Linked DNA regions of Mus musculus: regions 2, 3 and 4 are each linked to region 1. A link is a loop called in an ENCODE intact Hi-C map of the cell type or tissue named here. Cell type or tissue: heart. All regions are shown on one strand. Each heading gives the region's core, and the rest is flanking DNA. Links, peaks and the distances in the headings are about the cores only. Region 1 overlaps Tsen15 (tRNA splicing endonuclease subunit 15). Region 2 overlaps Edem3 (ER degradation enhancer, mannosidase alpha-like 3). Region 3 overlaps 1700025G04Rik (RIKEN cDNA 1700025G04 gene). Region 4 overlaps Gm36920 (a long non-coding RNA gene).

Region 1 (8,340 bases), core at 1,780-6,779:
TGTGTGTGTGTGTGGTGGGGGTAGGGGCTGGGAGGAACCAGGGTGCTGTATGTGGAGAGGACACTCAAGGAATTTGTTCCATTCAGCTGATGTCAATGTGGCTGATGAGAAACCCCAAGTCTTTCCCCCATCCCATGCCAATGGGTCCCTAAAGCCCGCTGAGTCTCTACAAATAAACACTGCAGGTTCAAGTCCCGCATAGGTGATTATCCATCCTAGAAGGTGGGCACCAGGCTCCTCACCCATGCACTCACCAGTAACCAGCTGCCTTCAGAGTCTGCTGCTCTTCTGCAATGCAGCAATGCAGGCGCCGGCTTTTTCACTTCACTCTTAGGAAGCAAAAGCTCAGGGTAGCAGTATGTAACAAGCCCATGATACATCACAAGAAACCCTCCCAAGGACCAAAAGCTCCTAATTCATACAGATCAAACCTGACAGAGGAATGGGGAACAGTGTTGCCCTACCTTGTCTTTCCTCTGCATTTGCCTAGAGCAGTCTGCTTTCCACTTGAGGGGATCTTAGTGCCTTTACTCCCTGCGATGCCCTCTTGTTACTTCCCCACTGCAACGGCAGCTCCAGTCTCCACAGTCAGTCAGTTAAATACACCTCGATGCTCTCTCCTCTCTAATCCACACCTATAGGTCTCTCCTCCCAGTCCAGGAACACTGTAGAATTTCACTTCCCTTTAGTTAAGCTGATCACGCTCTGCCACCTAACTCGATTTTGGTAGTAAAATGCAGGCTGGAGTGACAGCAGCAGTAAACTGCAGTGTGTGACATGTCAGTACTGTCCTCCTCATCACCGGAACTGATGTATTCCAGGAGGAGGAGATTCTATTCTATCAGCAGACTTCCCAGAGAAGGGATTCCCAGCCAAGGTGCAATGTGGGTGCAGACACATAGGGTGGGGACATGGGATAGCAGTAAAGCCATCATTTGTTAAGTGAAGTCACTGGTGGCTGCTGTCTCATGCTCTACCCATCCTAAGACATGGCTTGGGAGATTGCTGGGCCTAGGCTCTCATATTGCTCCTCTGAACTCTCAATACATGCTACTGCAAATGGCTGCTGGTCTCCAAAAACCAAGTGCAGCCTCTTGGAGTGAACATTCATTGCCTCTTACATCCAATTGATTGAATGTTGAGAATAATCAGAAAATATGTAGACCTGCTCTCCAAAAATTTATATACAGTACTGTATTATCCAGGAGGGTTCTACAGAAATATTTGTCAGATGACACTGATCATAACTTCAAGAGTAGGACGCAGAAGCACAGAATGATTGTGAGCCACGGCCAGCAGATAAGGGGATGACCAGGTAGGATCAGTTCAATGCCTCCAGGCTCCCCTGCCCACACAGGCTCCAGTTCCAATGAGTGGAGACTTTTCTAAGCTGTTGGCTTACTCTTCAATTTTAACAGTGCCTTAAACTTGGACATGAATGTGTTCATTCTCTGAAATAAAACTGTAAGTACAGTGCCATAAATACCATTTTCAGAGTTATCTCCACATAGCTCAAGAGGATGAGAGGGCAATGTGATTGATGCTTAAGTCATCCCCTCCCTCCCTCCCTCCCTCCCTCCCTCCCTCCCTCCCTCCCTCCCTCCCTCCCTCCCTCCCTCCCTCCCTCCCTCCCTCCCTCCCTCCCTCCCTCTCTCCTGGACCATCTTTCCTCCCAAAGGTGCTTTGGCAGACACTAATATGTTCCTGTGCATCACTGAGGAGAGAAGCCACATAGTAGTCTGAAAAGTGAGGCAGGTATTGAGAGACAGGCTCATGCCCAAATGACCCACCCCATCACTTGCTACCACAGGAAGCCTTTACTTAACTACTAAGGTGCTACGTTTTCTCCAACTTCAGAGGACAGCTTAATAGTAATTATAACTAAATAGCATCATCTTTATTATGGGACTCAGGACAAGGGCTGAGAGACACAGTGAGCACAGCACAGCACACTTACCATTCAAACTGTCCACGCCACCCTCCATTGTTGGGCTCTCAGTCGGCTTCCTGCGTAGATTGTCCTCCTTTCTAGCGGGCAGTAAACTCCTTGAGACATGCATGTCCCATTTTTCTTTGTAGTTCCTCTAATGTATGTTTTTGAGGGAAAAATAAATGGCGTCCATACAATGAGTGTTTGGAAGCTCATCAGAAGCTGTTGAGCCCCGCCCCCTACCCCCAAGAAAACTGCAACCAATGCTCTATGTGCTGTGTGACAAGAATTCTTCAGTTCACATTGCCAGCATCCATCTGCAATCTGACAACTGCAATCTGAGTTTGTTGAGGGCACGGGTCACATCTCACCCAGCACTGTGTCCACACATTATCTAAGCACATGTTAAGAAGCAGTTGCTGACGACTGTAACCAACCTCTTCACCTCAAATTGACATGGTGAGGCCCCAGTGTGATTGGATTTAGAAATGAGTGGAGTTTTGGGAAGGTATCAGTGGGATATGAGGTTATGAGGGCCCCAGTAACCAGGCTGTGCCATTGTAAGAAGAAGGAGAAATTCCAGGGCATTTTGTCTCTGTAGAAAGCAAGGGAAGGCCATGAGAGACAGAGCTGGAAGAAAAAGAGCCTTGAGCCAAGTCAGCTGATCAGAAGTCTTGATCAGAAACCTCTAGATCCTACAACTATGAGAAAATAAACTTCTACTTCTAAGCTACCTGACCTACAGTAGTGTAGTGATTAAGACATGAATATCTGGTACATTAATAAATGGACAAATTTTAACAAAATCTTGTCTCTACTCAGTAGCCCTAAAACAAATGTCAGTCTTTAGATATTGATTTTATTGAGGGAAAGTTTCTCGGAGTCATCAAACAATACAGCTGGACATTATAATAACCCCACTGACAGATGACCTTCCCACCTTTGGCCATTTGTGAGCACACAGAGTTGTTATTCAAAGGCCATTAAGCAGGTCACACTGCAGAAGAGGCCAGTGGTGAGAAACAGCAGTTACTGGCCAGAAAGAAGATGAAGCGAATGATTAGCGGCCCAGAGGACAGCGCATTATTCTGTAAGGGATTAAGGTAAACATATAGCTGCCAGATAACCCTCTCCTGACAGGAGCTCTGTATGCCTTGGCAAGAAGCACCGCACAGCAGTAGGAAAGTGGCTTCCTGCTGGGATAGCAATGGAAAAAGTGACCTCACAGAGGAATTCAGCACAGAAATGCTCTCTGAACAAGAGATGAGACCTCGAGTAAAGCTTTAAGTTGTTTGGTTCTAGGCTTATAAAACTGTAAAGATGGTCCAGTCAACGAATACAGATTACATGAGAACGCTGTTACACGCTTGCTCCTCTGCTGGAATCTTTGAATTCACAAGTGTCTCTGCGCCCATGTTCTCTACAGCAGTCCTAAGGTGTGGAGAGAGTCTTCTAAAGCCATCCAGGCAGGAGAACAAAAGAAATCAGTCAGGAGCTATTGGACCTGGGTGACTTCACGCTGCCCTGAGCCTTCCCAGCAGAGGGCACAACAACCAGGAACTCGGGGGAGAGCAGGCAGAGAGAAATCCCACAGTCTTTTCCTCTCCTTCCAACTGGAAAGAAGGAAGCAAGCTTAAATGGAATACAGCAGCGATTCACGTTGAGCTTAGGCACTGTGTGCTAGTTAACTAATCCTGAATCTCACTGAATAAATCAGGCTTTTGCAAGCAAAAATGAAATGCATATGGATTGAGGGGGGAAAAAAGTCTCTCCTATTCACCCCTTCCCCCAACAGGCTTTTGCTTTTAAATATAGATTTACATTTTAAGCAAAGCCTGACTCAACTCCCATATTTAATGCCGGTAGTGTGTAATTTTAAAGGTCTGTCAGAAAGAGGGGGTGTGGGCACCCTTATTTGTACTTTTATTTATACCACTTCCCACAGATTGAAACAATTCGAGAACTCTTCTCAAGAAAAACCACAAGCTAATTGGAGCCTGCAGTCTGGAGATGCGCTTAGTCTACAGCACCCTCTGCTGTCCATGTGGACTCCAGGCAAAAAGCAAGGCACTGTCCTAAGACCCAAGTCTACATACAGCATGCTTTGGTGTGTTTTTAAAAGAACATGGTTTCCCGTTCTGTTCTTCAGGACTCTTGCTATCTAATGGAAAGGTCTTAGGTAAACTCAGTTACAAAGTTAAACAGGCCACTTCACCGAGTTGTTTCACTGAGATGAGATGCTTCCCTTTCCTCCCTTCAGACTGTCGGGGCATTGCTCACATTAGCAGGCATCTAGCTGGCTCTGGCAGAACAGCTTTAAGCCACAGAGCATTCTGAAATCAACAATCCAAACTGCACAATGAAACTGAGTGCCGGCCTTAGACCTAAAAGGCCATTTTGGTCTTGTTACCTAGCTCTGACTCAGTGATCTCACCTTTTTATGTTGTTTTGTTTTGGTTTTGGTTTTGGTTTTTCAAGACAGGGTTTCTCTGTGTAGCCCTGACTGTCCTGGAACTCACTCTGTAGACCAGGCTGGCCTCGAACTCAGAAATCCACCTGCTTTCTTTCTGCCTTCCGAGTGCTGGGATTAAAGGCGTGCGCCACCACACCCGGCTGTTTCTGACCTTTTTAAGCTACACGTTTCTGTATGAAATGTAGATTGCTTTCTCCAGCACCAAAACGAAAGAATTCCTTACATGCAGTCCAATACGACCCAGTAGGAATTAAGGTTAGAAGTTATACCTTATGACTCTTGGATCTGGAACTGCCACACTGGAGTGGCAGAAACACGTTCTTCAAGCCTTCTGGGGCAGCAAAGGGAATCTGAAGTTGTGAAAGTCTTTCATCAAGAAAAAGTGGGTCTCGGGCATGGTCAAGAAAGCGCAGGTCAAGTACAGACCAAGAAAAGCCTGTTACACTCCGCATACTACTTCCAGCTTTTGTCTGGTTAGGTTTTTTTTGTTGTTGTTTTGTTTTGTTTTTTTGTTTTTTCCCATTCCTTTCACTACTACTTCCTAATGAGCCATGAGATCTGGTGTAGGTGGAAACTGTGACTTACTTCTAATTGAGGAACAAGGCAAAAGAGACGGGAGACCTGTGACATGAGACAGTAGGTCCAACCTGCTGACTCTCTTGGCTTTGAGAAAGCAACCAGTTGTGCTGGGATAGCCCATTTGACAAGGCACAGAATGCGGCCTCTACCAAACCCTGAGAGGCGGAGTGCATCACAGACACAGGAAGCTGCCACAGGCAACAACAGGCTGAGAGAGGAAGCGCATCTCAGTGGCACCTCAGTGAGACAGCAGCCCAGATCATAAAAGTGCTGTTATAAGGCTGGCTACACTGCTACCTTTAGCATGCAATGATGGATGATTACGACAGATTTCAAGATATTTTTTATTTTAAACCGTTTTATTATAAAAGTAATACAAATGACAAATGAAATGTGGAGAAGGACAAAGGCATCCACTTGCTGCCTGCCATCCTACTGAGACCACTATCAGTAATCTGATTGTCACTTTCATAGCCTGGCGTGTCATTCACACCCATGACCACGTTAATGCTCTTGTGTCCGTTTTCTTGCTGTAGCGTTTTCTCCGTACCACTCACTGATACCTGTCTATCGACTACGTGGGATGGCAGAGGCACTGCCAGGCTCCACAACTCTGCACGTATCCTTGGTGTAAACCCGCATGCAACTGTACTGTCTCTGATAAGAAAGTTCTAGGCTAACTATATTTGCAAGCAATATAGTGCTTCCATCGGAGAAGGCTTTATTCTGAAAGGAAGTTTATGGGTTGGGACTAGCTAAGTCAGCCCTGACTACCTCTGAGATAAAAGACGAGCAGCTCGCTGAGGAGCCTCACATCCAATCTTTCAGAACTGAAGTCAGCACCAAGAAGGGCAGATGTCATCTTCTAAGAGAAATATTCTGCAACACAGAGGAAGAAGGTCAGAGTGCAACTAATAGACAGCACATGCAAGACTAAAATTATAAAGATATTTAATGTAACTATCACACTTAGGTGGACAAATGCTGAGCAAGCAAATACCAGACATGTACTAAAATGTTAGGGACAGAACGTTAACTCAGGGTTTTCTCAGTAAGCAACTGACTACAGCCGTTACTGGCCTTTGCATTTCACTCCAGCTACTTAGATGCATGACTGCACAAAATGCTCTGGAAAAATGGGATATTCTTCACAGAACAGGAAAATTAAATTATTTCTTCAAAAAACAGCTAGGAAAAAGCGGCCTTTTCTTATCTGAGGAATAAAAACCAAGCCTTTTTTGCCTTGAATTTCTCACATGGCAAAAGAAGTAGAAGCCTGATCCACACTTGGGGTCAGGCCACGCCTCTCTCTCCCATTACTGTTTCCTGTGAATCACTTCAAAACTGACCTGAGGGTCTGGCAGCATAAATCCATCGGTAAGTTTATAATAGACTATTGTGGAATCTGACTCCACTATGGCCAAAGTAAAAGACATCGGCAGTTCTGGATCGCCTTGCAACTTTCTAGACGCCTTCAAGATTTCCCTTATCCTGAAAATGAAGACAAAGTTTGTTTGAGACTCATGGTTACTCAATTAACAGTAAGACCAAACAGTATAAGTTCTTGAGGGAAAGGTAGGACATGGCATCCAAAATGCTAAGGCCATGTCTGTAGGCTCAAATGGGAACATCTGAAGCTGTCCTCTCACACAGACACCCTAAGAAAGGCCTACATACTGCCTTTTCACTCTCTCCGGGTTAGCTGAGTCTGAAACCTATAAAACAACAACAACTACAACTACAGTGTTCTGTGTATCTAATTGGCTGAGGACCATAGATGTTAATTTTCCTGTTTTCCAACTTGGTTACTTACTGAAACAAAGTGACACTTGGGTCTATTATTTTAAACAGATTAGAGGGCTGTTGTGATGGAAGACACCTGTACTCCCAGCCTGGGAGACTGAGGCAGGAGAGTCACAGGAAATTAGAGAGAAGACTAGTTTACAGAGTTCCTGGTCAGCCAGGGCTTACACAGTGAGACCCTAACTCAAAATATCTGAAAAGTAATGAACTGACTGTAACAAACGCGCCTCTTGCTTTTCCATGGGGTTTATAACCACTGCCTTGACTATGTAACTCCCCATTGGTTACCCACTGGCCCAGCGGTGCTCCTGTTGTTGTAAGGCCTGTTTTTGGTTTGTCTGTCCCAAGTCAATCAGAGGAAGCCACATTAGAGTCTTTTATGTTAACATTCTCAAGACTTCTGATATTCCTTTATTCACACTATTCTCTGGCATCATTTCCTCACTCAAAAGTTAATTCCATTCTCCCCTTATTTGTTTAAATTGTCAAATATTGCTCGTTAAAAATTATTTCTGTATGTGAGTGTTTTGCCTATACATATCTATCTCTCACGTGTGTGCGGCGCCCACAGAAGAGGGTGTTGGAGCCTCTGGAACTGCAGTTACCAGCCAGCTGCCATATAGGTGCCGGGCATAAAACCAGAGGCTTCTGCAAGAGCAACACTGCTCTTAGCCGCTCGCACTGCTTCTTCCTCAGTATACAACATACACAGAGCCTAGTCAATGCCCATAAACCCTGTAATGGACACGCTGAAAGTAAATTTCTCTAAGTATGCTGTACTGGCTAGTTTTGTGTCAACTTGACACAGCTGGAGTTATCACAGACAAAGGAGCTTCAGTTGAGAAAATGCCTCCATAAGATCCAACTGTAAGGCATTTTCTCAATTAGTGATCAAGGGGGAAAGGTCCTTGTGGGTGGGATCATCTCTGGGCTTGTAGTCTTGGTTCTATAAGAGAGCAGGCTGAGCAAGCCAGGGGAAGGAAGCCAGTAAATAACATCCCTCCATGGCCTCTGCATCAGCTCCTGCTTCCTGACCTGCTTGAGTTCCAGTCCTGACTTCTTTCAGTGATGAACAGCAATGTGGAAATGTAAGCTGAATAAACCCTTTCCCCCCCCAACTTGCTTCTTGGTCATGATGTTTGTGCAGGAATAGAAACCCTGACTAAGACATATGCTTAACTGGCAAACTATGGTGAGATCAGGACAGAGACAAAAAAGAAAAGGAAAGGAAGGGAGGGAAGGGAAGGAGGAAGAGGGAGGAAGGAGGAGGAAGGGGGAGGAAGGAGGAGGAAGGGGAGGAAGGGGGGAGGGGGAGGAAGGGGGGAGGGGGAGGAGGAGGAAGGGGGAGGAAGGGGGATGGGGGAGAAAGGGAGGAGGAGAAGGGGGGAGGAGAAGGAAGGGGGAGGAAGGAGGCGGAAGGGGAAGAGGAGGAAAGGGGGAAGGAGGAGGAAGTGGGAAGGGAAGAGGGAAGGGAAGGGGGAAGGGAAGGGGGAAGGGAAGGAAAGAAGGAAGGGAAGAAGGAAGGAAGAAAGAAAAGAGAGAAAGAAGAGAGAGA
Region 2 (5,000 bases), core at 1-5,000, 550 kb before region 1:
AATCAGAGCGCAGAGCAGATGCTCTCGCTTTCTCAGACAGTCGACTTGGCTGATAAGGAGAGCCCTGAACACCCTGCAGATTCTCACTCAGAGGCGTCTCCATCGGACAGTGAAGAGGCTGCTGGCTTTGCCCCCTCTGAACAGATATCTGGGTCCACCGAAAACCACGAGACTACAAGCCTTGATGGTGAATGTACAGACTTAGATAACCAAGTTCAAGAACAATCAGAAACTGAGGAAGATTCCAGTCCTAATGTCAGCTGGGGTACAAAGGCCCAGCCTATAGACTCCATATTAGCAGACTGGAATGAAGACATAGAAGCATTTGAAATGATGGAGAAGGATGAACTATGACTCTCTGGAAAGACTCTGGTGGTAGATATTTAAAAGGAAGAGGTAAACTGTGGTTTGTGACACCCACCCTGTACCAAGCAGGCTCTCCTGGGAGGCTCTGAGCATTGCTCAAGCGCGTTCTGACTGGGGTAAGTAGCCACCATAGGAACCTGGAGCACGCTGTGTTAGAGCTGACCACTGAAACTGCCCCATCCAAAGTGGAGACTCACAAGCCCTCAGATGGCGGTATCCCTGGCCAGGGAAAGATGACTGCCCACTCCTGGGTAGACAAGAAGCAAATTCAGCTAATGGAACCTGGGAACAGAGTCAGTGTCGCTTTCTGATTGAAGAAAGCTTCACTGCCTTGGGCTTGGGGAAGATTTGAGCGAGTATTGTGGCATCTCGGCTTTGCTGCCTTCACAGGAACTCTCTAAGTGACCTACGGGTTCTGAAGCAGATGCATTTACGGCAATGACAGTTTCTGCGCATCGCTGTTACATGCTTCAATCAGTGACAAATGGCCAGGACGACTTGATTTCTTTTCCTCTCCCAACAATGACCTTAGCATTTAACCAAAGCTGAGCCCAGTGTACTTTTCCCATAGGTCTCCGTAAAGACCTACTACGGGGCCATGGAGAGGGTCCGGTAGATAGTGTGGAAATTTGTTGCTTACTGCTCGGGGTAAATAGAGAAGGAGAAACTGTAATGTTGCAATATCAACTTCCCGTTGGGGGAAGCTATGACTACTCTAGATGGAACTCAGCATTAGGTCCTGGTGGGGTAGATTGGAAGTCTTTTCTAGTTCATTTCTCTTAAGGTGGTTCCTCTAACCATCAGCCTTACTCCATCCATTTTAGTATGCAGTTTGAGATGGAAGGCTCGTCTCCAAGCCCTGCTCCATCTCCCTATCTTATAGAGCCATGAGAAACCATGGTAGTAGACTGTAGTCCCGGGGTGACTACTGTCTTTCTCCTTTGAAGCTGGAGTCTGTCACATTTTCTGTTAAATCATGGGTTTAGGTTTGTTTTGTTTTGTTTTAACAAATACTCCTTCCTTCTAATGTGGACTTGAAAATTAGTCTCTGGTGACCTGTGTAAAAACTATATAGCCATATAAGTAAAAGAAAAAGATTTTTTGGGGGTGTGTGTGGCAGTCTGGAGCTGGTCACATTTAATTATTTTTGGTTTTGCTTATTGATACTTCTACATTGAAATCATGGTTTTATTCATTTTATTTATTTTTGAACTTGTTTTAATTGCTTCTAAAGGAATATTTGAGGGACTTCATTCCTTTTTACCATGGCATTACACAGTAACTTTTCTCTACAACGTGGTTTTGAGGTACTGAATGACTTAGGTTATCTATGGAGCCATGAATGACAGCAGTGCTGTGCTGTAGTTGTGTAAGTTCATGTCTTAGGTCCCAGGTAAGCGTGCCCTTTTATAAGGGAATAAATACCTGTTTTCAAAAGGTCCAAATAAATGATTGGTCAGTGAGTGATGAATCTTAGAGAATTCCTTGGGGCCGGGGTAGCATGGCAAGGCCTTCATTAACTCGTAGTTAAACCTGACAGCAAACATGGGTATTTTAGTCTCTCTGCATGGGAAGTTTGGTGTGAGAAGATAGAACCGTAATACATAGAGTATACAGAAGGGGAGATGTGCTTCGTTTTATTTCATTGCAAAGCTGCCAAAATAGCTGACGCTTAATTACTTGACTTGATTTCTAGGACTGGGGCTTGGAGGAAGGGAACAGATGTTCCTTGGCGACTTTGATTACAGAAGCCTTCTATGGATTGATTTTGTATTTGTAGCTCAAAGCCATTGTTGACTAAATCAAACTCTGCTAAGTTATCAAAGCCGCATATTTTTTTCCTTTGAGAACTTAAGGGCATGAAGGGGAGCCCATGGCACATTAGGAAAAGCCAGCGACTGCCACTTACATTCCTTTGGCCACTAGGAGGAGCTGTTGCCCTTCATTAAGGCACCTATTGATTTGTTTAGGAAAACCAAATCCTTTAAAGAAATAAATTTAAGACATTTTACTTACTAACTAGAAGGAATAATACTCAGTTCCCCCTACTTAAGAAAAGAGGAATACGTTCAGCGTCAGAACACAACATTCTAACTGAGTCTCCATCCATTTTTGTATTTGACATACTGCCTGCCACAAAGTAGTCTTTTGAGTTCACTAGGAAATTCCAACAGCATAGATTTTTAAAAAATTTTTTTTTCATTGTTGTTGATGTTTGTTAAAAACCTTTCATAGATATTTTATTTACTTGCTGAAGATTCAGGGACTTCTGAGACCCTGAGTTTAGAAACATCTGGTCTACCTCAGTTAAATGTTGACTGCTTAGAAATAGAGCTGAAATGATCACCACAGCCATAAAATTGTTTGACTAAGAAAGATTTATATAATGTTTACAAACCTGGAATCAAGTGCGGATATTACCTGAAAGCTAAAGGTTAGCTGTTAAGAGCAAGTATTTAATTCAGGTATTTTTCAAGTTTTAAAACTTGTTTACCAAGTAAAATTAGGTATTTTTTTTCTTCACATAAAAACTCCATTGAAATTATATGCCCTAATTTGCAATATTTTCCCCATAAAATTTAAATGTGAAAGAACAGTAATTTACTAGATATGTTTTGGGTGGGGTATTTTGTTAAGTAGGTTTTCTTTTTTCTCTTTAACCTATGTAATAAGCTTCCAAAAAAAGTATAATTGTTTTAGAACAAATTATTTTGTAATTTTCCTTTTCCTTTTTCTTTACAGTATTAGATACTTTTAAGTGAAAAATTATGCACTCTCTGACTTCAATTTCACTAATGTAATTATTTTCTCGGGAATTCTTTTAGATCTAAATTACCATCATATTAACTTTTCTTATACAAAGCCAGCGTTTGTTCTCTCACCAGACTCCATGCCAGATCCATCATAAGAAAGCTCAGCCTAAGTAATTCAAATAGTGCTTACAACTTTAGGGGGAGGGAGGGTAGCATTCAGTCAATACTCCAACTGGTTGTTTATGCACAAGGCTACAGTCAGAACATAGAAAAAAAACATTCTGTGAATGAAACATTGTATGTTCAGATTTTATAAAAGACATTTTTAAAAGCCCAATTTACAGCCGTATATTTTCTTATGATGTAATTTATGAAAAAGCTGTCTGTACTAACAGGTGCTGTAACACTACTGTCGTTGGGTTTTGTTGTTTGGTGATAAATGTATACAATATTTCTAATGGAAACTATGTACTGTGATGTAAAAGTCTGGGCAAAATGTATATAATCCTTGTATATAATTGTGTATTTGATTATATTACTGATTGTAAATTTAATAAAACATGTAAATATTCTGGTCTAGTTTTAAATTTCAAATTTTTAGAATCATTGTACAAATATCTAGAATTTGGTGTCTCTGTTTTCCTTTTGTCTCTCTTTACCCCAGGGCAATGAATTTGCAGGTGTTTTGTGGTATAGAAACCCATGCAAGCATCAGTTCTAAAACTCAAATAGTACCTCGTACAAACTACAGTTTAAAAAAAGTAATAATTCTCTGTCATTGTTGGTAACATTTGTGTCTGAATTTACTTATACTTAATAAAATTACTTGCCCTCTTTTAATATTATCATCAAAAGTAGGTTCATTAGTCCTTTTCTATTCCTGTGTTGAAAGCCATGACCAAAAGCAGCTTTGGGTTTATGGTCCCCAAGGGTCAGAGCCCATCATCATCATGGCAGGGAGTGGCAGCCATCAGACGAGGTGGCACAAGATCGGAGAGCACACATCTAGAACCAGAAGCAGGAAACAGCAAACTGTAGTGGCAGAAGCAAGGCCATGCCTCTAAACCTCCCCAAATAGTGTCACCAACTGGGAATCAAATATTTACATGCCAGAGCCTATGGTGGTGGGAGGGTAGGGGTGGCACACCTCATTAAAAGCAGTGCACTAGCCTTGGCCCTTTGCTCTTCATTCCCAAGAAGCCATTGTGTTTCAGTGGCTCTGAACTCTGCTATCCCAAGGACTCTGAGCAGATAACATTAAAGACCATGTGATCATTATCAATTTTAAGGCTTGAACAAGTTCCAGGCATCTTAGTCAAAGTACCAAATTAAGTGACTGGGCAGTGGACGGGAGCTCTGGTTTAATTCCAGAGGTAAACCTGAGCTCCTTCCAGTGAGTCACCCTCTTCCTCAGCCCTGCTTCACCCCCAGTTTCTGCTAACCTTCACTCAGCCACACTCCCTCCCTGCTTTGCATGTCTCCCATCTGAGACTGAAGAATATGAGTGATAGTGTCTGTTCTGGGGTTGTCTGGGCAATTAGTCCAGCCTCACTATGCCCCACCCTTCCAGGACAATGAAAGTATCACTGTTAGACTGTGAGGCGAGCAAAAGGAAACTTCAGAGGCCCATCTACTTAGAGGCTGAGTTCTTTAAAGGTTAATGGAGAAGAGTACCTACCTACCTGCTATTAAAGCATGGGTACTTACTTATTAGAACTAACTTGTTAGCCATGAGCTTGTGTTGGGCTAATTAAATACTGTCTGCTCTCTTCAAAGGGAATGCCATTGATGGACCTCTGGAAGACTCTTGATCTATAAAAGAATGCTAGCCCAGGTTAAGGTTCTTTTAGAAATCCTGTGGTGCTCTTTAGGGCCACATAC
Region 3 (8,340 bases), core at 1,804-6,803, 280 kb before region 1:
ATTTGATATTCTTTTTTTAAAGATTTATTTATTGATTATATGTAAGTACACTGTAGCTGTCTTCAGACACTCCAGAAGAGGGAGTCAGATCTTGTTACTGATGGTTGTGAGCCACCATGTGGTTGCGGGGATTTGAACTCTGGACCTTCGGAAGAGCAGTCCGCGTGCTCTTACCCACTGAGCCATCTCACCAGCCCTTGATATTCTTTAAAGAAGTAGATATTCCCAGCTTCCTTTAATAAGAGACATCACGAATCCTGAGTAAAGTTGATCAGTATTATTTTACTTCTTCATGCAAGAATTCTGAACAACACCACTGCTCAATCTTTTCTCTCCCCCTTCCCCCGCCCCCCACCCCCATCTCACAGACACCTCTCTTGCCTACTTTGCTTGCCTCTTTGAGACCCTCTATTTTGCAACTTTCTCCTCTGTCCTTTCTATCACAGTAAAGATAAAGGCTGGAGTTTCCCAGAACTCAATGTTCTGCATTTTTCCTGGATACTTTCCCAGGGCAGTCTCATACCAAATCACAATAATATCTACCACATTTCATTCATACATACGCGCGCGCGCACACACACACACACACACACACACACACACACTCACCAAACAGTGCTGTTTCTCCTCTCGATTTGATAGGATTATTTTTAATAGAGAAGGATCAAAGAGATACAATCTTGCCCTCATGTGCTTTTTAACCTTGGGTTGGGGTGTAGTATTAATGTTAATCCAAAAGTCACCCAAAAAAATGAGCACGTAATTGTGACACTGGGGTGATAAACAAAGGAGAAGAGGAGTCTCATGGTACAGTAAGGAGGTAGAATAGAGGGATTTAACCTTGTCATGGAAATTGCAAAATGATTCCCTAAGACATGATGACTGAGCTGAGAGCAAACCTGTTATTCTATCCCGAACTCTCTTCTGAAAGCCAGGATAGAAGGTCAGCTACCTATTAGACCTCTCCATTTAAGAGAACAGACAAAGCTAAAACGTGTATTTTAAACTGACTTGGTAACTTTTTTCTTCAATGTGATCCATTCAGAAAATATTAGCAGTTATCTTTCATCGTTTTTCCCACAATTCTGTTTGTTTTGTTTGTTTTAAATCCCTAACCTCTCTGCCTCGGCATCACTGTCTGGGCTAGCATTAACAGAAAAGGCTGCTCGCTCTGCTTTGACCCCCTTTAGTCTCCTCTCTACACTCCAGAAAAGACCATGCAGAAAATAAGCATCTTCCCACTTCCAGTGACTCCCACTGCTCAGATGCTGAGTAAAAGCCCAAACTCTACAGCAAACTCCACACAATTCATGAGCCTCAGCATCTAGTTCTCCATTCCCAGGCAAGAGCTGCCAAGAAGAGCCGTGTCCACGTGCCTTCTCAATACCAGAGACTCTTCTGCCTGCAGCGGCCTGCTTCATCTCCCTCCTTCCAGACCTGTTTGTCCTAAAATGCCAGGCTAAGAGTCCAGGAATGCACAGAATGAGAAAAAAATAAAAACCTATCAAACCGCATTTAGGTGTCCAACCTGAGACTTCCTGAGGGTCCTGTGAGGCAGTAAGCGCAAACCAGGATTGTTCCCAAGGAAAATGGGTGTCCTGTAGGCCTGTCTCCCAGCTCAAGTGCTTTCTTATCTCAGCTTCCAAAGCACCTTTGTGTATTCACCACAGACCATGTGTTCATATAACAATTCCCCCGGCTCGACTGGGACCTACACAAAGCCAGGGCCAGGCCTTTTGCTCTCTGTATCTCCAGCATCTTCTCAGTGCCAGGCACAGAGATGACACAGAGAACCACCAACAAAGGCAAATGTTTGCTCAATAAATTATTGGAGCAAATAATAAAGATTAGCACCTTAACCTTGGCCAACAACAACACTATCTTTCACAGTGCAGACTAGACTTCCTCATTTAAAGAGAATTTTAAATGGGAGCACCATTTTCATTAAAAAAAAAAATATCCAAGCCTCAAATCAATTATTAGCTGTCAATCAACCAACAGCTACTTACACAACACAATCAATTTTTTCTGGCTCAGTGGGCAGGACAGAGGAGCATTTATTTAGCTGGGACTAAGAAAGTACATAAATGATGGACAGGGGATATAGCTCAGTGGTAGGTGGGCTTGCCCAGTGTAACATCTTAGGTTCCATTCGCTATACTGAAAAGAAAAGTATCTAACCTAAAAACCAAAAGAAAGAATAACAAATGTGCTTGAGGAATACATGGAAGGTAGAGAACAAACTAGTCTTACAGCTGAAGCAGTTCCTTGGCGCATGAAGGATCTGAACTCAGACTTGAGAAAGGGTTTCTTTAGTCTCAGGAGAAACAGCAAGAGTGAAGCCATCCCACAGACAGCCTGAGAAGGTCACAAAGGTAAGCAGATATGTTCTGGAGAAGCTGTCTTAGAGAGTCCTAGGTCCCTAACATAGAAAACTGAACACTGGATTTTCAGGAGATGCTCTGCAGCCCCCAGAGATTCCTAGATGGTGAATTCCTCCATCACGGCATCTAACGAGGTAGATGCTGCCTCGTCCCTCACAACCTTCTAATCCTAGGAGTTGCTACATGACTATCCTAGGAACACTGCTTTCCACAGAGCTTGCAGGCAGAACTGACGTCACCTCTTGGCACACAGGAACCAGGTCTGCCTCACTTTACCTAGATCCTACAGATCTTCTTATGAGAAGTCATGTGACCCCAAGACCTTTACCACACTGGAGACAATGAATGCAGTCCTTCTCCTTCACAGCACCAGAGTTCAGAGAGAAGCTGTCAGGAGCGGCTGTGATGTGCATAGCGCCTCTTGGGCTGTTATGAGACCCACTTCACTTACCACCTACTGAGAACGGGTATGAAAAACTGCCCCTCCTTTGCAGGGGAAACAATGTATTTCTTAGGCAGGAAAGGCCGTAAGTCACCAAGGGAAGTGGAATGTATGCGTTTGATGATGAACTCAAACCACCGCTATATCTGCCACCATCAAATAAAACAGAGAGCCATCGGAGAGAAAACACTTTACTTAAACCCAGTCCCCCTGATGCACAACCAGTGTCTAAGCTGTTTCTCAAGTCCAATTTTCTAAAATGGCCGGTCCCTGAACAAACAGTTCAATGGCTTATACAAGTTTGGCTTTTTTTTTTTTTTTTCCTGGAGCTGAGAATCAAACCTATGACCTCCGACCTGCGAGAAAAGCGCCCTACCATTGAGCTCTATGACATTTGCCAGGTTCTAGTCCGTAAGCCTCTGACAAGATGTTTCCACGCAGTAGCCTACAGATTTAGAGGTGACATCAGCAATGTAGCTCTTTGCTACAGATCCCTCCGCTTGGCATAAATGTGTCTCAGGTGCTTATCACACTCTCATAGAGAACTGTAAAATAACAAAAAATAGCGGGGATGGGGACATGGCTCGGGTTATAGCAATATTTATTTAACTAAAGGAGAAGGCGAGGTAAAGAACATGAAATGAAACCGTTCGACCTGGGATTAGCAAGGAGATTCTGCTGCGTGATAAACCCTTTGACTGGGGCGCTTATGGAAAGCTGTAGAATGCTTCCCAAGATCTGTTGGTCAGTTTTCTTAAAATCAACAGTCGTCATCAGGGTAGCTCCGTTTGCTACTATCCAGCAGAGGATGGAACCTCAGAGTGAAGCAAAGAAGTGCGATGCTCTAAGTACTTCTAAACGGCCTAGCAGGTTTTCAAAATCAACAACCGCCCTGTGGAATCGGTAAGTGAAAACCAAGTCCAAAAGTTCCTGAACTTTTGGAACTTGGAGATGGAATGAGTGCTTCTCATTCCATCTATCCTGTGAGGTATGGAGCGTCTGACTGTCAGTTCACGAGTGCTGTAAACACATCTGTTGTGATGGTAGAAGGCTGTGAAACAGGCAGAGGCAGGTATGTACTGGAAGATCTGAGGCTTGATTGGGGGTAGGGGGAGTGGGAGGAGTAAGGAGGTGTTGGGTAGAGCAGGACTCAGGCGCCCGAGGGCAGAGGGGAGGAGCCTGGTTGGAAGCAGGAAGTCCCGCCGTTGGAAGGTAGGTGGGAGGAACACAGAGAAAGTGGCTCGGGAGATGTGGTTAAGATAATAGGGCAGCCGGTTCTCAAAGAAACCCAGTGTCTCGCAGGTATAAATACAGTAGTGGGAAGAGAAGCCAGAGAGGCTGTGGGTGAACATCTGGGGAAGGGGGCCAGGAAAGCATGGAAAAGCTCCAGGAAGGATAGGAAACGAAAGGAATACTTGGCAGAGAAACTGGAGGTAAGTAAGGCCAGCCTAAGAGGACAGATTTCTGAGAGAGCCACAGGATGCTGGGAGCAGCAGTGAGCTCACTGAACTGGGCAGGGCTCCACGTTGCTTTTTTTCCAGGTTATTTTGGAGGAAGCAGCTGTGAACCTAATAAACTGGGAGTTGGGAATGCCAGAGCTCTCTCTCCCAGGATCTCGCCACCAGAGAGACGCCAGCATGGAAACCCCGGACTGCTACCACTGCAGTCGAAAGTCCATGACTATAAACATGTAAAGAACACCCTAAGAGATGGCAAGAGGTATTGGTATTGGCTGAGCCACTCAGACAAATGATGAGGTGGCAGGAGAGAAGGGTTTATCAGCTACGGAAAGCATGGCTATTCCAAATCAAGATGGCCCTAACTCAAGGGTTGAGATAATTTAAGGGAGCATCTTGTCTCTACCATATTACTGATAACCTAATGGAGCATCCTGTATGTTTCAAAAACCCCACCCTGAGGCATCAGACACTGCTCTTAATAAACTAGCGCACAGATTTATTAAAAACTATGTCTGCATCTAATGTATTTCTCCAAGGTCTTAAACACATTACAGACCTTAACTAATTAAGTTAATTCCTTCAGTTTGATCACTATTTGAGTGACTTCCAAGTGCAAAGTAGTCCGCCGTGCCAGCTGCCATAGGGGTTTCTGAGACAAGCAAGACAGCCCTGCCTTCCCAGAGCTTGGTCAGTGGCTTGAATTCAGGCTGGGAAAGCTGCACTCCTTCCCAAGTGTAAGGCACAGCACAACTTACGACCAAGGAAATACAGTCTTCCAGTGACACATTTGTAGGAAAGTCAGGGCTTGTATTAGTACCTGGCAACTGCAGACACTGCTATGCTGCGTCTCCATGTTTATCCTATCCCAGTTTACCCCCAAACACCCCCATCATAATTGCATAACCGCAGCATGTTACGTTGTTTCTTACTGCAACTGTAACTTATAAAATTAAACTTCAGAGCTGAGACAGTCAGGCTAAATGACTGCATACATTAAAAATATGTATGCGTATAATTTACACACCACTTCAGATAGGCTCTTGAATTATGAGCCCTAAAAGTCAAAACTGTCACTGTTTTTTTAAATGCAGTTTTACTATTGCAGTTCTTCTTGCACAAAAGGCGTGTGCGTGTGTGTGTGTGTGTGTGTGTATATGTGTGTGTGTGTGTGTGTGTGCGCGTACTGTCTGTTGCAATCTGCTTTTCAGAATTTATCAAGAACCTATCTAAATACGATTTACTCCCCCCACACTATGGAGTGAAGCTCAAAGCACCATGACATAGCTTAAAATAAATGTACTTACTAAAAACATATTAGTAACATAAAATTATTTCTACTTGGGTCAGTGACGTGGCTCATCAGATAAGGGTGCCAGCTACCAAGACTGACAACCTGAGTCTGACCCCCAGGACCCACAAGGTGAAGGAAGAAAACTCCTGCAAGGTGCCCTCTGCCCTCTGCATACATATGTACATGTGTTCCAGTACACACGAATATACTATAAATTAAAAGCAAAGGAGGATCAGAGACGCCCTGAACACTCACCATGAACACTGTGTGGGGTCTTCATACCTGTATCATCTCTCATAGCCCTCCATGCACGGTGGGGTGCAGCCTATCCTATAATCATTTCCAAAATAGTATTTTTGAAGTGCTGTGCTTTTTCATGAAACCGAGTCTAGCCCCTCCATTATCAGAGTGAGTCCTTACTTACGAGATGTTGGGGTCGCTTTACACAGTCAATACGATCCTGAAGAGTTAGAGGCAAATCAACTTTTACATAAAAACCACTTTCACATTAAATTGCATTGTAAGAGCAAATGTGCCAAGTCTCTCCTCTGGCTGACAATGGGCAGGGTGCTGCTCAGAAGGCTTGCTGAAAGACCCCCGTTCATTCCCATGCACAGCCTCAAACCCAAAACTCTGCTGAGTTTAGGTTTCAAGAGTTTAGCCATGAGGAGAGGTGGAATTAAACAGTTTAAACCACTACCCACAGCCTGAGACATCAGCCACACAGCAGGAGGAAAATTACATTCCTGACACACAAAGCGATGCCACGCCCCCTTTAGACTCAATTCTAACAACCCAAAGGAGAAAGCAAGGCATTGTATTATAAGATAGCATGAGCTGGGCATTAACCCACAGTCTTCTGTCAGTGTCCAGCCAGAATTACCAAAGGCTCCCCTTTGAGCCATCTTCAAAGTAGTACCTGAAGAAAACTTTGAAGGATAGGAAATCCCCCTTACCTTTTTATTTAAACATGCCTGTCACTAAAGGTGTTTACATGGCTATTGACACACTTAGGTTCCTCCGTATAAACGTCTCCTGCATTCTTTGGACTTAAGGGAAGCACAGGGGCACAGCTTTTGACAACTTCTCTGATAAGGAATATGCAGTAGAAGTGGCCACACAAGAGCCGAGAGCAAGCCATTTTTCAGATACAACGTTGAGCAGAGCTTGCTCAATGCCAACCCAACACAATACTAAAAAATGCCTCCAGCCTGGACATGGTACAAGGTGTGAACCATCTTCATCCTCAGTACCACATGTCAATCAGTCACACAGCACCCCTGAATGGGGATGCTCTTCATCGCATCTGTGACTCCTTGAGACATTTAAGTCTCTCCTTTTGAGAGAGAGAGAACACAAGAGCCTCAGGTGTTATCCTCAAAAACTTTGTCCACCTCCTTTAAGATAGGATCTCATTAAAACAGTTTGTACAGTGCCCTATCACTGTCCAAGAGATCCATACAAAATGATTAAGGGAGGTAGGCTGGGGAAGAGGTAACAAGAAAACAAAATTGTCAGTTTTTTTTTTTTTCAACTTGGAGTGGAAACTTTTAACCCTGAAAAAGGAAGAAGCTAAGAAGAAGCTGGGATCCTTCTAGAATGAACTTCTCCCTGCTGAAGGATGTGGATTCTCTCTACCAACCACACAGTCAGTGGAGGGAGGGCAAGTGGGGTCTATGTTCCAAATTTGATGGGGTGTAAAGAGAGTTTATATTCCAAGTGAGCTGCAAGCTAAAGGCCAGAGGCACCTCAGCCCTCTTGAGACATCCTCCCATCTAAGGGGTCCAGAGCACTTGTGTTTCTGTGCTTGAAACCTAGCTCGCACAGTACCACCCACTAGAACGCTGAGCGCCTGATCTCGGAAGTACTAGTGCCAGCATTTAATGGCTTTAAATGTGCCGGGCTGTTCCATCCCAGGGACCCTTCCTACTTGTTAAGTAGGGGGACAAAAACAGATGATGGAGTCCAGATGAATTTCCAAATCCCATCAATTGGATTGCTAAAAACACTGCACATACTCAGTTAACCATATAACTCTGCTCCATAAGTACAAAGGTGGGGGTGGGGGTGTAGAAACCCCCAAACTCTGCATCTTGGACTTAACAGACCCTTCTTAAATATCACCTAATCTTCCTTCCCCCCCCCCCATCGGAACTGAAGTAGTCCAGGCCCACCCATGTTTGCTTCCTCCTGGTACATCCCAGTTCCACCAAACTCAAAGGTTATTCTCATTAGGTAGAATGTGAACAGCATCGCCTTGAATTGGAAGGTGTTTCTTATAACCGTTTGTGTAATGAGCTTGTCAGCTCCTCACACGTCTAAAAGAGAAATTAAAAAAAAAAAAAAGTTCAGGGGATCTGTGGCCAAGCGGCCCCCTCCCAATGTCTGAGTCAGAGGAGCTTCACAGAGGAGCTTCACTGAGGTTCTGGTTGGTCAGGGTGTATCACTTTCAGAGCTGCAGAGCAACTGAACTTATGGCTGTCTTCCAGCCACACAGAGCATAAGCTCTATTTTAAAACACTCTTCCGAACTCACAGGCGATGAAGGTATCTCCTAGGTTGTCAGCTTCCGACTGGAAACAAATCACTTCCCTCTCAAACTGTGCTTGCTCCCTCAAGATTACTGCGTGTTTGGGTGTGTATATTTTTATCTTGGGCCAAGCAACTCCACAGGCAAAGATAGGCACCCCCCAAATGTTATCAACATGCCTGAGCCATTCAGAGCCTTCGCAAGAGGAATGAATGGGCGATGAAAGCTCTTCGG
Region 4 (8,340 bases), core at 1,655-6,654, 140 kb before region 1:
TTGCCACAAGTCATTCAAAAGCAAATCCCTTTGATTCCATGGTCCATTCTGAGCTCGTTCTCCTCTGGCCGCTGTTCATTTGTGCTGATTCCCACATGCATACTGTGCTTCCTTCTGATGAAGACCGAGAGGCTCATCACCCAGCACAAGGAGGCTGGGTAGCTCATCTGGCAATGGGTCCACTAGTGCCCTGAACTGGCTCATAAACCTTGTATTGATCTTTAGCATCTCTCAAAGTAAAAAATACCTTCAATAGGGAGAAAGTACAATCACAGAGCCACACTGAATCAGAAGATCAGGAATATAGCTCCACCCTGAGTTGCAGGATACTGGTTTCAGGAGATACAAATGGGGGCCTGGGAAGGACAAAGCTGAGGGACTACTTGGTGGCATTATAGGCAGTGCGAGCATCTTAGTTAGGGTTTCATTGCTGTGAAGAGACACTACGTCCTCAGCAACTCTTACAAAGGAAAATATTTAATTGGGTCTGGCTTACAGTTCCAGAGGCTCTGTCCATTATCATCATGGTAGGAAGCATGGCTTTGTGCAGGCAGACATGGGGCTGGAAAAGAGCTGAGAGTTCTATATTCTGCTCCACAGGCAGCAGTATGAGATGATGCTCTAGACTGGAGATAGCTTGAGCATATAAGAGACCCCGAAGCCCGCCCCCACAGTGACACACTTCATCTGACAAGGACACACCTACTCCAGCAAGGCCACACCTTCTAACAGTGCCACTGCCTATGGGCTAAGCATTTAGACACATGACTCTATGGGAGCCATTCCTATTCAAACCACCATGGCAAGGAAGATGGACTGTCTCTATTCTAGATGCAAAGAAGAGGAGACTCTGGAGAAAGGAGGCAGTTCCCCTGACCTAATAATTAGAGATGGGGACATGTGATTGTACCTCATCTCTATTGTGAAGAAAATTAACACTTGGATCCAGAGCTTTGAGAATTCAAAAATAAGCTTTCATAATACTTAGCCCCAGAAAGAAATGGAATTTCTGAAAGATTGTGAGCTACTTGCCCAACGGAGCAGTGTTTCTTCCTCTTTCCTAGTTTCCAGATAGTACATTCTTCAGGGCCAGGATGATATCTAGTCTGCTCTTATATCACCCTTCCCCCTGCCACATACCCTGCCAAGGTCATAAAAAAATACTTTATGCTTTTAGTGAAAGTCTAGCAGATAATGGATCACCTCTTCACACGGTGGACACCTGACAGACACGACAGACACAAGGCAGCGAACCTGCGGAATGATGGTAATTCTGGGTGTGGTGACTGGGGGGTCCCTAATGACTCGGCATCTACTAAATTCGGCTTGGGACGTACAGGGTAGAGCTGACAAAGCTGGATATAGACGTCAAACATGTAGTTACCCCACTCATATCTGCCTAGTGTGCTGTGCTTTAGCACATTCACTGGATGCTGCCCCACAGAAAAGATGCGGACTGTCAGGGAGGGACCGGGGTTCATTAGAACAAATGAATTTACCCAAAGCTACACAGCCAGTAAGCAGTAGACAGCAATCCAGTCTTTGGACTTCTATCCCTGGCCTGGGTTGTTTCCTCCTCTGAACTGTGGCAGAAAGCCATGTCTGCAGAGGAGAGCAGACAGTGGTGTAGGGATATGGGGGGTGGGGGGACTGTGGCATGTCCCCTCCCTTAGCAGCATTTCTAGATGCTGCCCCCATTACCATGAGATCCTCGTGTTGTATACTTGTGCCCTCCACGTGGAGGATACCCTCGGTCTCCTTCAGTCCCACCCGGGTTTCTGTGGAGAGAGAGGATTCCAAATGCTTCCTGGAAGAAGTGCAAGGAATTAACCGTCTGCCCTGAAGTGACCTCAATGGAACCCTGAAGAACCACCATTGAGTTTCCAGAGTTCTGTACCCATGTCACCTCTAGAGCTGCAGAACAGAAAGTGCGGCTGTCAGCCCAGGCTCAGGAAGCATGATTTAGGACCAGGAGGGTGTGGCTGAGGCAGATAGAATGATCTTATTCCAGGTTTTGAGGCCAGCCTGAACCTCTGTTTATACTCTTTCTTTTTTTTTTCCTGGGCAGCTGCTTCAGCTAGATGGCCCCTGTCTCAGAAAGACAACATATGCTGCCCCTGATTACACTATGACAGCGCCTCAGTGCTCCAGTGGCAGAATTTGGGGCCGTCTCTCCATAGGGAGAGAGACAGATGACAAGTGAGTCTTTTGTTTTTCACATGCCATCTAGACTGTGGCATGCCCCAGTGGACAGTTCAGCAGCAATAAAGAGATGTGATGTGTCAGGAAGATGAGGTAGTCCCCTCTTCATTTTAAAGGCTGGGTTCTGTCAGCCAGCTAGCTACCAGGTGGCTCTCCCTATCTTCTGAGTACACATAAGGAAGGTAGGTGACCTTCAGCTTACCCCAGAGCATAGACTTTCCAGCCAGCTGATACACACAGGAAGGTTCACGAAATCTGGCAATGAAGATGGTTTGTGGCTGTGATGGTGCGGTAGGAGGAAGGCTTATCTGCTTCTAAATGATAAAGGCGAGCAGAGTCTCACAGTATGGTGAAACTGGCACACAGAGAAAATAATATTGTCTGGTGCTTTCTGACTCATACGACCTTACCTTTAGAGGATTGTCTAAAGAGGTCACCATCAAAACCCTCTTAATCCTGCCTGAGATACGATGATGCCATGGTGTATGTGTCATTAACCTGCAGCAAGGGCTGTGGGAGTGATGGTGTGTACAGTGTCAACCTAGTGCCAGAGGTCAGGCTTTCTTTGCTGGGGTATGCACAGGGTCACAAGCCCAGGCCACAAGCCTGGCAAGTCCTGAAAGCTGAGCAACAACTTCCAGTGAGTGGAGCCACGTCACAGTCACCCTGTTTGGGGGGAATAGAAACAAGAAGTTGAGATGACTTCAGTCCCTAACTCTTTGTTCAAGATGTCAGATCCGTACTGAGCTTAAACGAAGAACTGTTTTCCATGTTCAAGGATATTTGTGCAACCAAGCCTCTGCCAAGAGTTCACTGTGGTTACTTCTTCCTCAACACTAGAGTCACATTATACACACATTTAAAGGTGTTCACTAAGGAGAATAGAAAAGGAGTAGAGACATGCCGTGGGAGGCAAGCCCAGGGTGTTATGGGAATAGAAGTCTCTTCCACCTCTCTCCTTGAGAATTGATTACAGTTAGTGTTAGTTCTTCTCTCTCTCTCTCTCTCTCTCTCTCTCTCTCTCTCTGTGTGTGTGTGTGTGTGTGTGTGTGTGTGTGTGTGTGTGTGTGTGTGTGTGTATTGAATCACAATTTCAGCAAGTACACAGAAGGCATGAGGGCTAGAGAGGTGGAAGAGAAGCCAGGATATGACCCTCACAGGCCAATTCCTAATCACCCATCTCTTCCAGCTGTGCCTCCTGCCCCAAAGTTATCACAAGCTCTCAAGCAGGACCACCAGCTTATGATCCAAAATTTAAGCATGCCAATATAAGGGGGACATTTTACATTCAAGTCATAACACAGTTATTATAACACAGAGGAATTGTCGCGAAGATGTAGAAATGAGAAAAGCATCATTGCATGAGAGTTGTTTTGTTTTGTTTTGTTTAACAATCTGAAGAAAAAGAGACAGTGGGATGAGAGTGTGAGGCTGGGGACTTGAAGCTCAGGGATTAGGAAGAGGGATGCAGGACAGACCAGTGCATGGCAGGTGACTGAAACCGGAAGGATCACTGACAGTCCTTGGGAGAACAGCTCTCGGTGAGACTTTCTGCCAACCCACTGGACACACCCACCAGCTGACTGTCAATCTTCAACATAAGTTAGAGTGCATTTTCTAAAGCCTGGGTAGCTTCAAGAGCAGCTTCTGCACCCCCAACGTGGTGGTTTTCAAACTGAGTAATGCCCCTCCCCATGGGAGTGTTTAGAAAAGATCCTTTGGTTTTCTGTAAGGATGGCTAGCTTGCAGGGAGGGGGGCGAGGGGGTGCTGCTTATTTCAGGAGGGGAGAGAGCACAGACTGCGAATTCTGTCCCTCGTGGTGCTGTGGCGGACTTACACAGTATGGCGTTATCTGGCCGGAGATGCTGACAATGCCAAGTTTGAGAAATGATGCTTTAATAGAACTCCTCCAGTCTACAGACTCCACACCCGTCCGCTCCAAACAGTGGTGGTTCATCACTGTCTCAGCTGTCTTTATTTCAACTGGCTGGTGTGGGATGCTGGAGGAGGTGTGCCAAGACTCCAGTCATTGGGCGGCACGTGGAATTTTGATGTTGCCTTGGAAAGTTCCGACACAGTAAAACAGCACCAGAAACAGTTCTGTTTTATTTGTAAAGAAATAAGGATGAAAAATTTAATAGGGCAAATTAACAGCCCCTGCTGGAGTGCTCAGCAACTGTTGCATAACTGCTCATGGCCAGCAGAGGACGTCTAAGACAATAGAGCATGATGGGAGGAATTTCTGTGCCAAAGATGAGCCCTTTCATCAGAAACCAAAAACTCAAGTGGAATTAAAAGCATGATGTAAAAAGTCAGAAGTTGCTTTCTGGTTCCAGTTTCCATACAGTTGAGAGAGGAGATGATGGAAGGATTAGGGGACAAGCCGGAGGGGCCAGAGAATCCTCTGGGAGAGTCTGTCCATGTGCTCTCCCACAGACTAAGGGAAAACAGGCAGTACCTCAGGGCTGGTTCTTCTTGCTTCCTTCTCCTGTGGACCTCCTTTTTCCATCACATAATCCTCTTGGCCGGTGTCCCTAGTGTCTCCTCATGAGACCGTCAGACTGCTGAGACGACTGGCCTGTCAGGAGGACCATGAGGTGAGAGGACCTGGGAGAGGTGACTCAGAACTGTTGAGAAAACCAAAACCCATCTTCCCCCCTTGGCTGTAAGCAAGGCTAGGTTGTAAATGGCTCATTCTGTGTACATGTTCCCACGAATGAGTGCTCGATGGCCCGGCTAAGTCAAGATCCCACTCAAGCCCCCTTCATGGCCACTCTATGAACACTTATTATCTCTAAAATAGATCAATGAAGAGTTGAGACATCTCCATGGAGTTCAAGAAAAATTCTGATCGTATTCTGAAGTAACAGAAGTCAAATTCTCATCGGAAACAACAAACAATGTCATGTTCTTACATCCATTTTATCATCAAAAATGACATCACTCATCCTTGGACTCATTTCTGCAGAAGTATCAGCTTTGAACATCTCTGAACTCTCACTTATTTCTGGTGTCTATCTTGCCAGTTGGTTTAGTGCCCAGGAACTAGGGTCGGAGATGGTGTAACCTCGAAAGGCTCAAAGCATAGAAAAAGCTGGCCTAGTGCAGAAACCCAATTAAGATTGCAGCTCAATAAGACAAAAGGATAGACCATCCAGAGACTACCCCACCTGGGGATACATCCCATAATCAGCCACCAAACCCAGACACTATTGCATACGCCAGCAAGGTTTTGCTGAAAGGACCCTGATATAGCTGTCTTGAGTGAGGCTATGCCAGTACCTGGCAAATAGAGAAGTGGATGCTCACAGTCATCTATAGGATGGAACACAGGGCCCCCAATGGAGGAGCTAGAGAAAGTACCCAAGGAGCTGAAGGGGTCTGCAACCCTATAAGTGGAACAACAATATGAACTAACCAGTACCCCCCCACACACACAGAGCTCATGTCTCTAGTTGCATATGTAGCAGAAGATGGCCTAGTCGGCCATCATTGGGAAGAGAGGCCCCTTGGTCTTGTAAACTTTATATGCCTCAGTACAGGGGAATGCCAGGGCCAAGAAATGGGAGTGGGTGGGTGGGGGAGCAGGGCGGGGGAGGGTAGAGGGAACTTTCGGGAGAGCATTAGAAATGTAAGTAAAGAAAATATCTAATAATAATAATAAAAAAGACTGTAGCTCAAAATCTACACCACAACTTGCAGTGTTGTCTTGTAAGCCCTTTTACTTTGCATCTGTTGAACCCAAGAACACATAACCTTCCATATTGAGAGGAGAGAAAAGTTGTTCCAAGTTGTGTGGTTCAAGTTCAGGATACTGTCTTGAATACTTTTTGTTATTGCTCTAGTGTTTAATCTTTGGGATGGCTGGTGTGTGTGTGTGTGCGTGTGTGTGTGTGTGTGTGTGTGTGTGTGTGTATGTTTACATGGGTGTGCATGTGTGTGTTTAAGACCACAGGTTGAAATCAGGTGTCTTTCTCAGCCCGCTCTATCTTTTTTTATTTTTTTATTTTTATTTTTTGAGATAGTATTTCTCACTGACCTTGTAGGTCACTGATCATCTAGAGTGGGTGGCCAGTGGGCTCCAGGGATGCACCTGTCTCTTCCCCCACCCAGTTCTAGGGTTCTAAGCTCGTGTTCCTGCACCTCGATTTTATGCAGACACTGGGGATCCAGTCTTGGGGCCTCATGTTTGCAGAGTAAGCATCTTATGAACTGAGCCATTCCCCTAGACCCAGTGATTCCCAACCTTCCCAGTGCTGTGACCCTTTAATGGAGCTAGCTCCTCACACTGTGGTGAGCCTCATCCATGAAATTATTTTTGCTACTACTTCATATCTATAATTTTGCTACTGTTATACACCATGATGTAAATATCTGATGTGCAGGATATTTGGCATGTGACCCCTGTGGAAGGGTCATTGCCACTCCTCAAGGGAGGCACTAGCCACAGGTTGAGAACTACTGCTCGCACCCCTTGAACAGTTTTTTGTTTTGTTTGTTTTTTAATTCAGTGCTTTCTACATCGGGAGCTGAGCTGTACTCCTGGGAAATGAATGACACTCCATTCCTGTAGGGTGCACACTTAGTCACTTATTAGAAATATTAGAGACTGGGGTGAGATCTTAGAGGGCTTTCTGTGGAGCTAGGAACAATGTCACTGAGATGTGACACCAGTTGGTCTCGAAGGAACAGGGATTTTTTTTTCCAGGCACCCTGTCTCACCAATGCCCGAATCTTGTCCTGTTACACAGCGATGACTCCAATTTCCATGGAAACTCCCCACGGACTAATTAGAATACAGTTTATAAATTTAAACCAGGGAGAACTTGACATTCTCTGCTGCATGATAGAGATTTCTTGCTGTTGTGTGAGGACATTTGGGAGGAAACCCCAGGACAGGAGCAAACTAATAAAAACAGCTTACCAGATAGATGTGTCCATCCACATGGAATGCCACCCAGGCAAATGGAATCTTCAGTGTCATCCACCAGACCTCATCTGGAGGCACCTTGAAGCCTAGGCAGCCTGAAGTGGCCCTGTCTGAGCATCCTCAATAGAGGGCATTTATAGAGCAGGTATGGAGGAGAGATTACTATTTATTGGCGGAGAACTAGACAGGTCTCTGAATGTGGGACCTCTTCTAAGATTTCTCCAGGTATCAGTTGACATTATCAAAGGGACGGTGTATGAGAAAGCACATTGTAGGCCTACGTGTTACACGGTGGCAATTGTCTTCACAGAGGGGAGCTTTCCCATTGTGGTATTTGCCAGGTACTTACTGCCACATCCACATCTCAAAGGATATCCAGTGTGCGTCTTATCCCATTGGGTTACTCTGAATGAAATGTGAGTTCAAGCTGAATTCTTTAATATAAGTACTGTCCAGTGCAAGAAGTCAGTGTATGAACAACAGCTACATGCTTACATGTGGCCTGTGGACCCTTGCTCTACAAAATGAAGGAAAAACTACCCCCACAGGATTTGCCTGGGGACCTTACAGAATATTAATGTGGTAGGCTCATAATAGGCAATATAGTTCATTTTAATTAGGATCCCACGGTCCTAGAAATTAAGTTGGGATAGATCTGTGAGTAATCTGGCCTATCACCTTACTCAGCCCCTCCCCCACACAGAATTGTTCCCTGGGGGCTGCTCACTGGCTCAGGACTCAGTCTAAATTCAAATGACTACAGCTAGGAGGTTTATATCATCACCCTTGGGAGACTATTACACAGCCTAATGGATTTCACCGTGATTAACCCCCGCCCCCCAGTGATCCAAATTTCTCTATGCTTAAATCTGCTTCATTTCTCCTTATTATACATCCTCAGGTTAGGAAAAGTTACAAAGAACAATGTAAATAGCCAGGACTCCACCTTCTAGTCTCTAGCACCAAAATGAGATTGGCCCTGATGGTCTCTGTTCAGAATGTCGTAGACAAACTGGACTCCATTGCCTTTTATACTCACATCTGATTGTTCCCTTTTCTTGGGAAAGCAGTTCTGTGTTTACGGTGGTGATAATGACATGATTGGAATGATTCATGCCACCCTGTCCTGTCTGACCTCCCTTAAGAACAACAGCACATCACCCAGGACAAGGTGCTCTCTGCATCTGGAGAACAGAGAAAAACATTC

What was found. Peaks named below come from ENCODE experiments on the same cell type or tissue, not always from the same donor. Only the 100,000 strongest peaks of a DNase experiment are listed, where the experiment ranks them.
Region 2: a loop joins it to region 1, with 6 times the contacts of the local background. A loop is called at or near these places in 26 of 42 quality-filtered maps.
Region 3: a loop joins it to region 1, with 2.4 times the contacts of the local background. A loop is called at or near these places in 9 of 42 quality-filtered maps.
Region 4: a loop joins it to region 1, with 2.7 times the contacts of the local background. A loop is called at or near these places in 8 of 42 quality-filtered maps.

Annotation. Positions count from the first base shown.
Region 1 is chr1:152,365,423-152,373,762 of GRCm38, forward strand. It overlaps Tsen15 (tRNA splicing endonuclease subunit 15), which reads right to left. Exons shown (of 5, transcript NM_025677.3): 4 at 6,332-6,473; 5 at 5,313-5,861. The coding sequence ends at 5,841. Among named protein-coding and RNA genes, the nearest start is that of Tsen15, 17 kb to the right of the region's middle. In heart, for the core only: a CTCF peak has its summit at 3,968 (motif pointing left); no DNase peak of the experiment used is centred there; H3K4me3 peaks cover 405 bases; H3K27ac peaks cover 1,659 bases.
Region 2 is chr1:151,818,360-151,823,359 of GRCm38, forward strand. It overlaps Edem3 (ER degradation enhancer, mannosidase alpha-like 3), which reads left to right. Exons shown (of 20, transcript NM_001039644.2): 20 at 1-3,969. The coding sequence ends at 354. Among named protein-coding and RNA genes, the nearest start is that of Edem3, 65 kb to the left of the region's middle. In heart, for the core only: a CTCF peak has its summit at 2,282 (motif pointing right); no DNase peak of the experiment used is centred there.
Region 3 is chr1:152,080,820-152,089,159 of GRCm38, forward strand. All of the region lies in intron 1 of 1700025G04Rik (RIKEN cDNA 1700025G04 gene), which reads right to left. Among named protein-coding and RNA genes, the nearest start is that of 1700025G04Rik, 5.3 kb to the right of the region's middle. In heart, for the core only: a CTCF peak has its summit at 4,315; a DNase peak (open chromatin) is centred at 4,332; H3K4me3 peaks cover 777 bases; H3K27ac peaks cover 614 bases.
Region 4 is chr1:152,227,729-152,236,068 of GRCm38, forward strand. It overlaps Gm36920 (a long non-coding RNA gene), which reads right to left. Exons shown (of 8, transcript XR_001779484.1): 5 at 4,662-4,781. Among named protein-coding and RNA genes, the nearest start is that of Gm36920, 58 kb to the right of the region's middle. In heart, for the core only: a CTCF peak has its summit at 4,395 (motif pointing right); no DNase peak of the experiment used is centred there.